Regions from separate parts of the Homo sapiens genome. Here region 1 is linked to region 2. A link is a contact called in ENCODE Hi-C or POLR2A ChIA-PET data. All regions are on one chromosome and are shown on one strand. Each heading gives the region's core, a stretch centred on a gene start or an enhancer-like site at or near the end of the contact. The rest is flanking DNA. Distances are from core to core; before and after follow the strand shown.

The links. A loop is a pair of places that touch in the nucleus more often than their neighbours do. ChIA-PET counts read pairs that join two places held with the same protein, here RNA polymerase II (POLR2A). Pooled maps may share reads with other maps.
Region 1: a loop to region 2 is called in a pooled map, with 2.3 times the contacts of the local background. The contact joins two enhancer-like sites. A Hi-C loop is called at or near these places in 1 of 50 pooled maps. POLR2A ChIA-PET finds 5 or more read pairs at or near these places in 3 of 52 experiments (B cell, RWPE1 and endothelial cell of umbilical vein).

The regions. Positions count from the first base shown.
Region 1 is chr19:7,366,305-7,371,200 of GRCh38, reverse strand. All of the region lies in intron 2 of ARHGEF18 (Rho/Rac guanine nucleotide exchange factor 18), which reads right to left. Among named protein-coding and RNA genes, the nearest start is that of ARHGEF18, 20 kb to the right of the region's middle. Within about 2 kb of position 2,605, at least 9 of the 41 ENCODE cell types and tissues checked have a DNase peak (open chromatin) inside an H3K27ac peak, as active enhancers do.
Region 2 is chr19:7,240,115-7,245,204 of GRCh38, reverse strand. All of the region lies in intron 2 of INSR (insulin receptor), which reads left to right. Among named protein-coding and RNA genes, the nearest start is that of INSR, 52 kb to the left of the region's middle. Within about 2 kb of position 2,089, at least 11 of the 41 ENCODE cell types and tissues checked have a DNase peak (open chromatin) inside an H3K27ac peak, as active enhancers do.

The DNA.
Region 1 (4,896 bases), core at 1,356-3,855, 130 kb before region 2:
AGGCCTGGCGTGGTGGCTCATGCCTTGGAATCCCAGCAATCTGGGAGGATCGCTTGAGCCCAGGAGTTTGAGACCCGCCTGGACAACATAACAAGACCCTATCTCTACAAAAAAATTTAAAAGTGAGCTGGGCATGGTGGGAGGCTCCTGTAGTCCCAGCTACATGGGAGGCTGAGGTGGGAGGATCACTTGAACCTGGGAGGTCAAAGCTGAAGTGAGCTGTGATCATGCTATCGCACTCCAGCCTGGGTGACAAAGCAAGACCCTGTCTCCAAAGAAAGAAAGAAAGAAAAAAAAAAAGCGGGGTGTGGTAAATCTATGAACCCGACGAGTCCAGAGACCTCCTACGAGTGGAATCAGACAGTATTTATCCTTTTGTGTCTGGTTTATTTCACCGAGCATAACGTCCTCAAGATTCCTCCACGTTGCAGCATGTGTCAGAATTTCCTTCCTTTTTAAGGTTGAATTGTATTCCATTGTGTGGATGGATCACATCGCATTTATTCATCCATCCATCAGCAGACACCTGGGCTCTTTCCATCTGTTGGCTCTTGTGAATAACGCTGCTATCAACATCAGTGTGCAGATATCTGTGGGTCCTTGCTCTCAGTTCTTCTGGGAAGATACCCAGAAGTGGAATTGCGGGATCATATGGTAATTTTATTTTTACATTTATTTATTTATTTTATTTATTTATTATTTTTTGAGATGGAGTCTCACTCTGTTGCCCAGGCTGGAGTGCAGTGGTGCAATCTCAGCTCACTGCAAGCTCCACCTCCCGGGTTCACGCCATTCTCCTGCCTCAGCCTCCCGAGTAGCTGGGACTACAGGCCCCCGCCACCACGCCCGGCTAATTTTTTTGTATTTTTAGTAGAGATGGAGTTTCCCTGTGTTAGCCAGGATGGTCTCGATCTCCTGACCTCGTGATCCACCCGCTTTGGCCTCCCAAAGTGCTGGGATTACAGGCGTGAGCCACCGCGCCCAGCCCCTATTTTTTACTTTTTGAGACAGAGTCTTGCTCTGTCACCCAGGCTGGAGTGGAGTGGCACCATCTCGGCTCACTGCAACCTCTGCCTCCTGGGTTCAAGTGATTCTCGTGCCTCACCCTCCTGAGTAGTTGGGATTACAGGTGTGCACCACCATGCCCGGCTGATTTTTCTATTTTCAGTAGAGACACGGTTTCATCATGTTGCCGAGGCTGGTCTGAAATTCCTGATTTCAGATGATCCTCCCCGCTCAGCCTCCGAAAGTGCTGGGGTTACAAGCGTGAGCCGCTGCGCCCAAACTAATTTATTTTATTTTTTGAGACGGCATCTCGCTCTGTCTCCTGGGCTGGAGTGCAGTGGCACAATTGCATGGCAATTTTAGGTTTAACTTTCTTTCTTTCTTTCTTTTAATTTTTTTGAGATGGAGTCTCACTCTGTCGCCCAGGCTGGAATGCAATGGCATAGTATCAGCTCACTGAAACATCTGCCTCCCGGGTTCAAACAATTCTCCTGCCTCAGCCTCCCAAGTAGCTGGAATTACAGGCGCCTGCCACAATGCCCGGCTAATTTTTGTATTTTTAGTAGAGACAGAGTTTCACCATCTTGGCCAGGCTGCTCTTGAACTCCTGACCTCATGATTCACCTGCCTCAGCCTCCCAAAGGGCTGGGATTACGGGCATGAGCCACCGTGCCCAGCCAATTTTAGGTTTAACTTTCCTTTCTTTCTTTCCTTTTTTTTTTCTTTTTTTTCCTGAGACGGAGTTTCACTCTTGTTGCCTAGGCTGGAGTGCAATGGCCCGATCTCAGCTCACTGCAACCTCTGCCTCCTGGGTTCAAGCGATTCTCCTGCCTCAGCCTCCCGAGTAGCTGGGATTACAGGCATGTGCCACCACGCCCAGCTAATTTCGTATTTTTAGTAGAGATAGGGTTTCTCCATGTTGCCCAGGCTGGTCTCAAACCCCCGACCTCAGATGATCCATCCGCCTCAGCCTCCCAAACTGCTGGGATTACAGGCGTGAGTCACTGCACCCGCCTAATTTTGTATTTTTAGTAGAGACACGGTTTCACCATCTTGGCCAGGCTGCTCTTGAACTCCTGACCTCATGATTCACCCGCCTCGGCCTCCCAAAGTGCTGGGATTACGGGCATGAGCCGCCGCGCCTGGTCAATTTTAGGTTTAACTTCCTAAGGACTCACTCTGCTGTTTCCACAGCCTGCCTTCTTGAATCTCTCCTTTGTGGCCACCGTCCTCATTTCCCTCCCTTCTCCCTGCTGACTCCTCCTCTGCGTCCTCTTCCTCCCTCTGCCTTTTGATCACCAGGGTCCCTCTTTTTCAGTCTCTTTCTAAAGAGCCACAGCTCTAGCTCTGGCTGGCCCTCATGTGACTTGGGCGGCAGCCTCCTTTCAAATTCCCACTTACCCCCCAAATGGCTCCATTCCTACCCCCAGTGCCTGGAAAACCTCCTACTGTCTTTTCTGTCGCAGCCCCCGAAGGTTTTTTTGTGTCTCTGGTTTTCATCCTCCTGTAAATATAAACACGTCAGGACAGCCTCTTGGCCTGGCTGAGCCTCCCTCTTTCTCCTGCATCTGGCCTCCCTCAGAGGAGGCAGAGGTGGGAGCCAGGCCAGAGATGGGGGTGGAGCTGGGGAGTGGGGAGCCAGGCAGTACAGGCTGTTCCAGCTCCCACTGGTAGGTACATTGAGGGAGGGAGAGAGGGGGTGTCTCATCTTTTATTTTGGAGCTTGCACCTTTGTTCTGACATATCTTGGGCAAGAAAAGATGAGAGCCAGCCCAGTGGGGGTCTTTCCAGGTATCTGAGTAAGCATCGTACGCTGCCCTGCTGGCCCTGACACCCCAAAGAGGATGCTATAAATCCAGGCTCCTGTTCCCTAGACCTGGGGGAGCCTTGGGGGATGGGATCCCCCATCAAATCCAGAGGTGAAACAGCCCAGGGTTCCCCACTCTTCAGAAAGGCTCACCACGCACAGTTTTGCATAGTACATGAATACATGCTTATTTTAAAAATGTAAATAGTTATTGATCTTGTTGTCTGTTGGAAAAAGATAACACACCAAAGCATAATGTGTCCCTGGTCCCATTTTGTCATGTAAAAAAGTGGCTTAATTTCAAACAAAATGGCAAGTAAATCATAGAGCAGATAGTCTTCTCCTTCCTTCCTTCCTTCCTTCCTTCCGCCCTCCCTCCCTCCCTCCCTCTCTCTCTCTCTCTCTCTCTCTTTCTTTCCTTTCTTCCTTCTTTCCAGGTCTGCACTACCATGCCCAGCTTTTATATATATATATAAAATATATATATATAAAAAATATATATAAAATATATATATATAAAAATATATATGTGTATATATATATATAAAATATATATATGTGTATATATATATAAAATATATATATGTGTATATATATATAAAATATATATATGTGTATATATATATATATTTTTTTTTTTTTGAGATGGAGTTTCACTCTTGTTGCCTAGGCTGGAGTGCAATGGTGCGATCTTGGCTCACTGCAACCTCCACCTCCTGGGTTCAAGTGAGTCTCCTGCCTCAGTCTCCCGAGTAGCTGGGATTACAGGTGTCCACCACCACACCTGGCTAATTTTTTTATTTTTAGTAGAGACGGGTTTTACCATGTTGGCCAGACTGGTCTCGAACTCCTGACCTCAGGTGATCTGCCTGCCTCAGCCTCCCAAAGTGCTGGGATTACAGGCGTGAGTCACCACGCCCGGCCCCAGCTAGTATTTTTTTATTTTTTGTAGAGACAGAGTCTTGTTATGTTGCCCAGGCTGGTCTTGAAATCCTGGGCTAAAGTGACCATCCCACCTCGGCCTCCCAAAGTGCTGGAATTACAGACATGAGCCACCGTGCCTCACAGGGCAGATGGTTTTCAAATGGTCATTGGGTAAAAAGACCTCAGTCAAGGTTTGCATCCTGCTATGGTAACTGTTGTTAGCTTAGCATGACCTCGATCAAGTACCTAAAGCTCTCTGAGCCTCAGTTTTTTCCATCTCTAAAATGGGCATACTGCCACCTACTTGTAGGATTGTGTTGTGCAGGTGAAATGAGATGCTTGGGCAATGCAAACCTTGGCGGATAGAATAATATATTGCTGTTTTTAAATTTCAGGAGTCAGGGGGCCAGGGCCGTGGCTCACACCTGTAATCCCAGTGCTTTGGGAGGTTAAAGTAGGAGGATCAGTTGAGACTAGGGGTTTGAGACCAGCCCGGGCAGCATAGCGAAATCCCATCTTTAAAAAAAAAAAACAACTAGCCGGATGTGGTGGCGTGCACCTGTAGTCCCAGCTACTCTGGAAACTGAGGTGGGAGGGTTGCTTGAGTTCAGGAGGCAGAGGTTGCAGTGAGCTATGATCACACCACTGCACTCCAACCTGGGTGACAGAGAAGACCCCGTCTCTACAAATAAATAATTAAATTACATAAAATAAATAAATTTCAGGAGTCAGGACCCTTCCTCTGAGCAAGCCTCTGACAACCCCAAATGGAATCACACAGTCTCCCCTGTCCTCATGGAGCTAATTGGAGAAGATAGATGATTAAGCCAAACCGTTATAGTCAAGAATGATAGAAGGTTCCAGCCAGCAGGCTGGGGAAGATCTGAGGGGGAACAGATTACGCTCTCCAAAAAGTATCAGGGAGGGCTTCCTGGAGGAAATGGCAGCAAGTGAAGGTCTGAGGACTGAGTAGGAGCTGGCTAGGCAGATACTGCAGGTAAGCACATTACAGGCAGTGAAAGAACAGGACATCCAGAAGTCTGCAGGCTGGAGAGCTCATGGCGCCTTTAAGCAAATGGCAAATGTTCCTATGGCTGAGGTGTGGACCGTTGGGGAACACGAGTCTGGTTGGCCAAAGCATGGATTTAATCTGGAAGTTT
Region 2 (5,090 bases), core at 840-3,339:
CAGCACTTGGGGAGGCCGAGGCAGGTGGATCACGAGGTCAGGAGATCGAGACCATCCTGGCTAACACGGTAAAACCCTGTCTCTACTAAAAATACAAAAAAATTAGCCGGGCATGGTGGTGGGCACCTGTAGTCCCAGCTACTCGGGAGGCTGAGGCAGGAGAATGGCGTGAACTTGGGAGGCGGAGCTTGCAGTGAGCCGAGATCATGCCACTGCACTCCAGCCTGGGCGACAGAGCGAGACTCCATCTTGAAAAAAAAAAAAAAAAAAAAAGCAAAAACAAAAACAAAAAAACCCATTGAGATATTGATTTAAAAATTTAATTAAAAACATAACCCATTTCCCAGAGGAAAAAAAGTGCAGCTCGCTGCCAGCACTCCTTTAATTTTACATAAACATGTTCTTTGAGGCTGAAGCAAATCTGACTGATTTTCAATATGAGAAAATATAAAACGGTTCTTGGAGTTATTTCTAAACAGAACTTGTCTCTAATCTTAATGTAACAGAAATGTCTATAATGTTACATTAGGATTAGAGAATAGATTATTCTTGGGACAAATGGAAAAATGGGTTAAAATCCATAAATTAAGAAATCAATACTTTCGTATTTTTCCTTTCCGGGCAGGTATGGGATCTCCTTTTCCATTTGCTCAAATCTTTTTTTTTCTTTTTGAGACAGAGTCTCGCCCTGTCACCCAGGCTGGAGAGTAGTGGCACGATCTCGGCTCACTGCAACCTCTGCCTCCCAAGTTCAAACAATTCTTGTGCCTCAGCCTCCTGAGTAGCTGGGATTATAGGCACACACCACCATGCCCGGCTAATTTTTGTATTTTTAGTAGAGACGGGGTTTCACCATGTTGGCCAGGCTGGTCTCGAATTCCTGGCCTCAAGTCATCTGCCCACTTCGGCCTCCCAAAGTGCTGGGATGACAGGCATGAGCCACTGCGCCCAGCCAATTTGTTCAAATCTTTTATATTGTCCTTTCTTCATCTTTATCCTGTATTATTTTTGTGACGATGGTTCCTGATTTCTGTATCACAGAGTTTTGTTGTGTTAGTTATGGCTACTATGAATAGCATATTTACCCTGAATCCAGATACTTTAGTGAAATTGATTGGTAGGTTTTTAAATTGTTTTATTCATTGTGTGCAATTTCGTCCTCTACAAATTATGGTCATTTAAAAAAATTATGTCTGCTCAGTTCTGGAAGCATGAAAAAAATTATGTCTAAAATCATACCTCTTGTTTCGGTTTTAAATCTTATTCTATTGACCAGGGCTTCTAGACTAACATTAAATATTTAACAATGGTATTATCCGACATCTATGTTTAATAGATTTCCTAATATAAAATCATCCTTGCTTTCCTGTGGTAAAACCTACTTGGTTGTGATGAATTATTCTTTCAGCATAACGTTGAATTCGATTTGCTAGGTTTGCTTTGTTTCGTTTTCTGAATTCTTGCCATCTGTGTTCATGAGTGAAATTGGGCTATGTTTTTGGTTGGTTTTATTTTGCAATGTCTTCATCAGTTTGGATTATTTATTGTGTTCTAGCCACATAAAATGAAATAGCAGGTAACTGAGTATTCATTGACAAATTTTATGGTGCCATAACTTTTGGGGGGAAGCAATTCTTTGATAACTTAAGAAAAAATTTAGGCCAGGTGCGGTGGCTCATGCCTGTAATCCCAGCACTTTGGGAGGCTGAGGCAGGTAGATCACTGGAGGTCAGGGGTTCGAGACCAGCCTGGCCAACATGGTGAAACCCCGTCTCTACTAAAAATACAAAAATTAGCCAGGTGTGGTGGCGCACGCCTGTAATCCCAGCTACTCGGGAAGCTGAGGCAGGAGAATCACTTGAACCCAGGAAGCGGAGGTTGCAGTGAGCCGAGATCGCACCACTGCACTCCAGCCTGGGCAGTAGAGCTAGACTGCATCTCAAAAAAAAAAAAAAAAAAAAAAAAAAAAACCAAAACAGTGTGTGACTGGCTGTGACGTAAGGCAGTCAGACCTCTCCTTCGAAATGGGCCGTGATTCATCTTTATTTTTGTAGGGCTGTGTCACGTTAGAACCACTACAGCAAAAGTTTTCATTGGAAATCTAATAATGTTTTTTTAGTCTGCCATCTGGAGTCTGTGCTCCTTGTATGTCTTTATTGTTCAAGACTAAGAGTGGTGTGTGTGTCTGTGTTGGGGGGATGGGGTTTGGTAATTTTGCTAACATGGCTCTAAGAATCTGTCCCGCTTCCCAAAACCTCATTTTTCTCTGCTTTAGCAGTAGCCCAACACTGAAAACAGGGTACTGCTTTTTTAGAGGAGTTCTGATTTGGATTCCTTTTCTTTCTTTTTTTTTAGGCCAAAATTTTCATTTATAAATAGCTTCTGTGGTACACAACATGCAAATATTTTTGGTTTCATGATATTACACCAGAGTTGCAGAGTTGTAGCTGTTTTTTTTTTTTTTTTTTTTGAGGCAGTCTCGCTGTGTCACCCAGGCTGGAGAGCAGTGGTGCGATCTTGGCTCACTGTAACCTCCACCTCCCGGGTTCAAGCAATTCTCTTGTCTCAGCCTCCTGAGTAGCTGGGATTACAGGCGCCCACACCACACCTGGCTAATTTTTGTGTTTTTAGTAGAGACGGGGTTTCACCATGTTGGCCAGGCTGGTCTCGAACTCCTGACCTCAAGTGATCTGCCCTCCTCCTCAGCCTTTCAAATGCTGGGAATACAGGCATGAGCCACCACACCCGGCTGAACTTTTATTATTTTAAAAACATTTTTATTTATAGTAAAAGTCACACATAAAATGAAATTTGCTGTTTTTAGAAAGAATGTTTAAAAAGATGTGTACCATGTTGCCCAGTACAGTGGCTATTCAGAAACAGCCATAGTACACCACAGCCTCAAACTCCTGGGCTAAAGGGATCCTCAAGCTTCAGCCTCCCAAGTAGCTGGGGCTACAGGAACACACCACCACATCTGGCTTGCCTCCTTCTCCTTCTCTTTCTCCTTTTCCTTCTCCTTCTCCTCCTCCTTCTTCTTTTTTTTTTTTTGAGACAAGAGTCTCACTCTGTCACCCAGGCTAGAGTGCAGTGGCATGATCTTGGCTCACTGCAATTTCTGCCTCCTGAGTTCAAAGCAATTCTCCTGCCTCAGCCTCCTAAGCAGCTGGGATTACAGGTGCATACCACCATACCTGGCTAATTTTTGTACTTTTAGTAGAGACGGGGTTTCACCATGTTGGCCAGTCCCGAACTCCTGACGTCCAGTGATCCTCCTACTGCGGCCTTCCAGAGTGCACAGGCATGAGCCACTGTGCCTGGCTTGTTTTCTTCTTTTTTTAAATTTAATGAGTTTAGGCAGGGTTTCTCAGCCTCAACAGTGTTAGCATTCTGGGCTGAACCCCTCTCCGTGGTGGGGACTGCCCTGTACATTACAGGAAGCTTAGTAGCATCCCTGGCCTCCACTCAATACCAGTAGCAACCCCAAGTCATGACAACCAAAAATGTCTCCGGATACTGCCAAGTGCTGGGATCACAGGCATGTGCCACCATGCCCAGCTGATTTATTTTTATTTTATTATTTTTGAGACAGTCTCGCTCTGTCGCCCAGGCTGGAGTGCACTGGCACGATCTCAGCTCACTGCAACCTCTGCCTCCCGGGTTCAAGTGATTCTCCTGCCTCAGCCTCCCAAGTAGCTGGGATTATAGGTGCACGCCACTATGCCTGGCAAAGTTTTGTATTTTTGTAGAGACGGGGTTTCACCATGTTGGCAGGCTGGTCTCGAACTCCTGACCTCCAGTGATCCACCCGCCTGGGCAATATAGCAAGACCCCATCTCTACCAAAAATTTAAAAAAATTTAGCCGGGGGTGGCGGCATGTTCTTGTAGTTCTGGCTACTCACGAGGCTAAAGTGGGAGGATCATTTGAGCCCAGGAGTTGGAGGCTGCAGTGAGCTACGATCACACCACTGCACTCCAGCCTGGACAACAGGGCAAGGCCTCATCTCTTAAAAAAAAAAAAAAAAACAAAATAAAATAAAAAGTGAATAAGTGAAAGTAATAAAATGTAAGATACAGTTGGAGTTCTCTTTGTCATCTTCCCTTGCTATATTCTCCTCCCTTCTTCCCAGAGGTAACAACTCTCTTAGGTTTGGTACATAAACTTCCAGCCCTGCATGTATTTTGACACATAACCTTGTACACACGTCAATGCCAGATACAGGTTCAGTATCCCTTATTCAAAATGCTTGGGACCAGAAGTGTTTCCCACTTGGGATTTTAGAATATGTGCGTATATGTAATGAGATACTGTGGGGCTGAGAACGAGGTCTAAACGTTAAATTCATTTATGTTTCATGTACATCTTATACACATAGCCTGGAGGTAATTGTATACAATATTTTCAGTAATATTGTGCGGGAAACAAGGTTTTCACCGCCCTGACTGTGACCTGTCACAAGAGGTCAGGAATGGAATTTTCTTCCACTGCTATCATGTCGGCGCTCAAAAAGTTGAATTTTGGAGCATTTAGGATTTTGGATTTTCGGGCCAGGAAATTTTGGAGCATTTAAGATTTTGGATTTTGGGTTATCTTCAGTTGTTCTTTAAATCTATTTATTTATTTATTTGTATTTGACAACGAGTTTCACTCTTGTCACCCTGGCTGGAGTGCAATGGCGCAATCTTGGCTTACTGCAACCTCCGCCTTGCCTCAAGCAATTCTGCTCTCTAGTGGCTCAGATTACAGGTGTGCACCACCACGCCTGGCTAATTTATGTATTTTTGTAGAGATGGGGTTTCACCATGTTGGCCTGGCTGGTCTCAAACTCCCGACTTCAGGTAATCCACCTGCCTCAGCCTCCCAAAGTGCTGGGATTACAGGCATGAGCCACCACGCCTGGCATAAATCTTTCTTTAAATCTTTCGCTGCTGTAATAAAATATACATCATAAAATTTGCCATCTTATTTATTTTTCAGTATACAGTTCACTGGTGTTAAACACTGCCATTTATATTGTAATACACTTTTGAGTATTCTAAATATCTGCATATATTGGGAAGCTAAGTAGTACTATCCCTTAGGAAGCCA